Regions from separate parts of the Homo sapiens genome. Here region 1 is linked to region 2. Evidence: read pairs that join two places in POLR2A ChIA-PET (ENCODE). Cell type or tissue: OCI-LY7. All regions are shown on one strand. Each heading gives the region's core, and the rest is flanking DNA. Links, peaks and the distances in the headings are about the cores only. Region 1 overlaps LOC105369923 (a long non-coding RNA gene). Region 2 has its middle 40 kb from the start of CDK17.

Region 1 (2,920 bases), core at 145-2,644, 340 kb after region 2:
GAGGCAGAGAATTGCTTGAACCCAGGAAGCAGAGGCTGTAATGAGCTGAGATCATGCCATTGCACTCCAGCCTGGGCAACAGAGTGAGACTCTGTCTCAAAAAAAAAAAAAGGAAAAAAAAAAAAAAGACGCAGGCACCCTCCTAAGAAGAGATTGGACTATCAAGGGCAGCAAATCTGAGAGGTAGGGGCACCAGCCACAACCTGCATATGCAAGAAAACAAATTGTAGTTTAGTATCATTAGCCCCTGTTTCGTGCCTTCCTGGGTCTTTCCTTCTTGACCTTCCATCTGGTTAGACATTGCTTCCTTCAGGAAGCCTTCTCTGATTTTCCATACATGGGTAAGAACTGTACATTCTGAGCTCCCTTGTTCATTTTCATCCTGGAGATGTCACCCTGAGTTATAATTGCTCGTTTGGATGCCTGGTCTCTCCTACCAGACTATACACTCCATGGGGTGTACATCTTTTACACCACTGTGTTCCCAAACCTGGCATAGCACCTTGTACATCTGTTTTCAATAAAATACATGTTCAGCAAATGACAGTCTCATAGAAAAAGCCCAGTCTTTGGTGTTCTATAAAACCTGGGTTCAGATCCTGACTCTGTCACTTAAAAGCTGTGTAACTCTGGGCGTATTACTTAACCTCTCTGAGCCTCACTCATCATCTCTGTAAACAGGTGTAAGGTACAAGGTCAGTGTGAGGACTCAATGGGAGGAAATGTGGAAAGTGTGGTGCATGGCCACAGTCAGCACTCAGCAGATGTTGGGTTCTCATCTCTGTCTCCTATATTTAACACATCTATTCCAGCCACATGTCCCCACCAAGCCAGGGCCCTCGGCACCTTATAAAACCTCCTACTTGTTACCTTACTTCACACTGTCTGTCTCAGATGTATTAAGCTCTTCCTTTGTACCAGATACTGCTCTAAACTAGGTGTCAGCAGACTACAGCCTGTGAACCAAATCTAGCCCCACACCTGTTTTTGTATATAATGTCCATGAGCTAAGAAAGGTTTTCACATTTTTAAATGGTTAGGAAAAAACTAGAAATAATATTTCATGCCACATAAGAATTATTTGAAATTCAAATTTTAGTGCCCATAAATAAACTTTTTTTTTTTTTCGAGACAGCTTCTCACTCTGTTGCCTAGGCTGGCGTGTAGTGGTGTGATCATGGCTCACTGCAGCCTTGACATCCGGGGCTTAAGCCATGCTCCCACCTCAGCCTCCCGAGTAGCTGGTACTACCCGTGCGCCACCACGCCAGGCTTATTTTAAACTTTTTTTGCAGAGATGGGGTTTAGCTATATTGCCTAGGCTGGTCTTGAACTCCTGGGCTGAAGTGGTCCTCCTGCCTCTACCTCCTGAAGTGCTGAGATTATAGGCCTGAGCCACTGCACTCAGCCATAAATAAACTTTTATTGATATATAGCCATACAAATTATTTTTCATCTTGTCCATGGCTGCTTGTCTCTTTGGGCTGCTACAACAAAATAGCGCCTTATAAACAACAGACATTTATGTCACACAGTTCTAGGAGTGGGGAAGCCCAAGATCAAGGCCCCAGCAGATTCAGTGTTGGGTGAGGGCTTTCTAGTTTGTAGAAAATTCATTTCTAATTCATTTCTAGATGATACCTTCTCCCTGTGTCCTCACATAATGGGAGAGGCTAGCTAGCTCTCTGGGGCCTCTTTTACAAGGGCATTAGTCGCAGTCTTGAAGGCTTTACCCTCATAGCCTAATCCCCTCCCCAAAGCCCCATCTCCTGATACTATCACCCTGGGGGTTAGGATTTCAACATGCGAATTTGGGGGGACACAAAACATTCAGACCATATCCTCTGCTTTTTTTTTTTTTTTTTTTTTTTGAGGCAGAGTCTTGCTGTGTCACCCAGGCCGGAGGGCAGTGGTGCGATCTCGGCTCACTGCAACCTCGCCTCCCGGGTTCAAGCGATTCTCCTGCCTCAGCCTCCCAAGTAGCTGGGATTACAGGTGTGCATCACCACGCCCGGCTGATTTTTATATTTTTAGTAGAGATAGGGTTTTGCCATGTTGGCCAGGCTGGTCTTGAACTCCTGACCTCAGGTGATCCGCCCGCCTCAGCCTCCCACAGTGCTAGGATTACAGGCGTGAGCCACTGCACCAGGCCTATAGCTTCTACTTTTGGACTACAATGGCGGAGTTGAGCAGTTGTTGCAGAGACCATATGGCCCACAAAGCCAAAAATACTTACCATCTGGCCCTTTTTAGAAAACGTTTTCCAACCCCTGTTCTAAGCAGTGCCCACACTGATGACTCTCAAGCCGTCATAAGCCATGTGAAGTCAGCCCCAGTACTTCTCATTCTACAGTGGAGGAGCCCGAGGTGGAAAGAGGTTAAGTCCCATGGCCACAGTCACACAGTGGTAGATGGTAGAGTTGGGACCAAGCTCCTATTGCCTCTGAAAGAGGAGGTCACTGCTCAGGAGGCTGGGGACAACCCTAGACAGCCTCCATGCTGTGCTGGGGAGCCTGGCCTGGAAGGTTCTTGATCAGGGGAATGACATAATAAAGTGAAACCCTAAGGTGACCACTATGGTCACTGACTTGCAGGAGAGAGTGGGTGGGAGAAGTGGGATAGAGGAAGGACTAAGAACTGGAATTTTGGAACTAAACTTCCTGGTTTGGGTTGCAGCCAGCCACTGATCTCTGCCACCTTGGACAAATTAATTAGTGTCTCTCTGCCTAATTTCCTTCACTCTACAAAGAAGATAATAATAGAATCTGGATTCTACCTTATGGGGTTGTTGGAAAGATTAGAAGAGAAAGTTCTGTCTTATTTATCTGCCTTTGAGCACAGAGAGGCCCTCAATCAGTGTTAGCTATGGTTATGCCTGTTATTCATCCCAAAGGGAATATATATATATATGTGTGTGTGTG
Region 2 (2,920 bases), core at 312-2,811:
AGGTATTAGGGAAAAGACATCATGTTCTAGTGTTACAAATACTTTTTAAAATATTTTATTTGTTTGCTTTGATGAATTCATATGGTCAAAAAAGCAAAGTCTTGAAAGGATAAACAGTGAAAACCTCCTGTATTAGTCTGTTCTCACAATGCTATAAAGACATACCTGAAATTTGGTAATTTATAAAGAAAGGGGGTTTAATTGACTCACAGTTTTGCATGGCTGGGGAAGCCTCAGGAAACTTACAATCATGGTGGAAGGTGAAAGGGAAGCAAGGTGTGTCTTATACGATGGCAGGAGAGAGAGAGCAAAGGAAGTCACACTTTTAAACCATTAGATCTTGTGAGAACTCACTATCATGAAAACAGCAAGGGGGAAACCACCTCCATGTTCCAATCACCTCCCACGAGGTCCCTCTCTCAACACGTGGGGATTACAATTTGAGATGAGATTTGGGTGGGTACATAGAGCCAAACCATATTACCTCCCTTCCACACATGTGCCCCTGACACTCCATGACTTCTGCCTCCTGTTCCCCTCCCAATAATAGAGCTGGGAAATAATCTCATATCAATACATAAAATAGTTTCACAATATATTTGGCTGCACAGTATTCCAATGTGTGAATGTACCATAATTTATTTACTCATTTCATTATAGATAAACCTTTTTTTTAATTATACTTTAAGTTCTGCAGTACATGTGCACAACGTGCAGGTTTGTTACATATGTATACATGTGCCATGTTGGTGTGCTGCACCCATTAACTCATCATTTACATTAGGTATATCTCCTAATGCCATCCCTCCCCACTCCCCCTACCCCACAACAGGCCCCGGTGTGTGATGTTCCCCTTCTTGTGTCCAAGTGTTCTCATTGTGCAATTCCCACCTATGAGTGAGAACATGTGGTGTTTGGTTTTTTGTCCTTGCGATAGTTTGCTGAGAATGATGGTTTCCAGCTTCATCCATGTCCCTACAAAGGACATGAACTCATCCTTTTTTATGGCTGCATAGTATTCCGTGGTGTATATGTGCCATATTTTCTTAATCCAGTCTATCATTGATGGACATTTGGGTTGGTTCCAAGTCTTTGCTATTGTGAATAGTGCCACAATAAACATACATGTGCATGTGTCTTTATAGCAGCATGATTTATAATCCTTTGGGTACATACCCAGTAATGGGATGACTGGGTCAAATGGTATTTCTAGTTCTAGATCCTTGATGAATTGCCACAAAAACAAGAAATAGGGAAAGGATTCCCTATTTAATAAATGGTGCTGGGAAAACTTGCTAGCCATATGTAGAAAGCTAAAACTGGATCCCTTCCTTACACCTTATACAAAAATTAATTCAAGATGGATTGAAGACTTAAATGTTAGACCTGAAACCATAAAAACCCTAGAAGAAAACCTAGGCAATACCATTCAGGACATAGGCATGGGCAAGGACTTCATGTCTAAAACACCAAAAGCAATGGCAACAAAAGCCAAAATTGACAAATGGGATCTAATTAAACTAAAGAGCTTCTGCACAGCAAAAGAAACTACCATTAGAGTGAACAGGCAACCTACAGAATGGGAGAAAATTTTTACAATCTACCCATCTGACAAAGGGCTAATATCCAGAATCTACCAAGAACTCAAACGAATTTACAAGAGAAAAACAAGCAACCCCATCAAAAAGTGGGCAAAGGATATGAACAGACACTTCTCAAAAGAAGACATTTATGCAGCCAACAGACACATGAGAAAATGCTCATCATCACTGGCCATCAGAGAAATGCAAATCAAAACCACAATGAGACACCATCCCACACTAGTTAGAATGGCGATCATTAAAAAGTCAGGAAACAACAGGTGCTGGAGAGGATGTGGAGAAATAGGAACACTTTTACACTGTTGGTGGGACTGTAAACTAGTTCAACCATTATTGATAAAACTTTAAGTTGTTTTACTCTGATTCCACTACAAATAATACAGACATGAATAACATAATATGTAAGCTGATTTTCACATATGCCTGCATGTCTATAAGATAAATTTCTAGTCTGGCCTCAGTGGCTCATACCTGCAATTCCAATACTTTGGGCAGCTGAGGAAGGAGGATTGCTTGAGCCCAGGAGTTTGAGAATAGCCTGGACAACACAGCAAAACCTTGTCTCTACAAAAAGTAAAAATAAAAAAATAAAAGGCTGGGTGCAGTGGCTTACACCTATAATCCCAGCACCCTGGGAGGCTGAGGCAGGTGGATCATCTGAGGCCAGGAGTTCGAGGCAAGCCTGGCCAACTTGGTGAATACCTGTCTCTACTAAAAATACAAAAATTAGCTGGGCGTGGTGGTGAGCGCCTGTAATCCCAGCTACTTGGGAAGCTGAGGCAGGAGAATCACTTGAATCTGGGAGGCGGAGGTTGCAGTGAGCTGAGATCACGCCACCGCACTCCAGCCTGGGTGACAAGAGTGAAACTCTGTCTCAAAAAACAAACAAAAAACAAAAAAATAGTGCACCTGTGGTTTCAGCTACTCAGGAGGCTGAGGTGGGAGGACTGCTTGAACTTGGAAGGTCAAGTTTGCAGTAAGCTATGATTATGCTACTGTACTCCAGCCTGGGTGACAGAGCAAAACTCTGTCTCAAAAAAAATATATATATATAGAAGTGATGCTGTTGGGTCAAAGAACATGTAGATTCACAGAAGAGCATGCATTATTACATATCCTCAACAGTACAGCCTGTTAACAAAGTTTTTGCTTTTTGCCTATTTTGTTGGTAAAAAATGGTATCTCAGCATATATTTAAATTGTACTTATCTTATTATGAGTGAGGTTAAATATAATTTCAGATGTTTGTAAGCCATTTGTTTTTCCTTTTTTGAGAACTGCTTGTTTTTGAAGAAATCTTCACCAAGGGAACAATCATT

The links. ChIA-PET counts read pairs that join two places held together with the same protein. Peaks named below come from ENCODE experiments on the same cell type or tissue, not always from the same donor. Only the 100,000 strongest peaks of a DNase experiment are listed, where the experiment ranks them.
Region 1: POLR2A ChIA-PET joins it to region 2 with 5 read pairs; 2 of 35 experiments call an interaction of 5 or more read pairs at or near these places.

What each region holds. Positions count from the first base shown.
Region 1 is chr12:96,104,097-96,107,016 of GRCh38, reverse strand. All of the region lies in intron 2 of LOC105369923 (a long non-coding RNA gene), which reads right to left. Among named protein-coding and RNA genes, the nearest start is that of LINC02452, 67 kb to the left of the region's middle. In OCI-LY7, for the core only: no CTCF peak of the experiment used is centred there; a DNase peak (open chromatin) is centred at 1,206.
Region 2 is chr12:96,439,442-96,442,361 of GRCh38, reverse strand. No RefSeq gene overlaps it. Among named protein-coding and RNA genes, the nearest start is that of CDK17, 40 kb to the right of the region's middle. In OCI-LY7, for the core only: no CTCF peak of the experiment used is centred there; no DNase peak of the experiment used is centred there.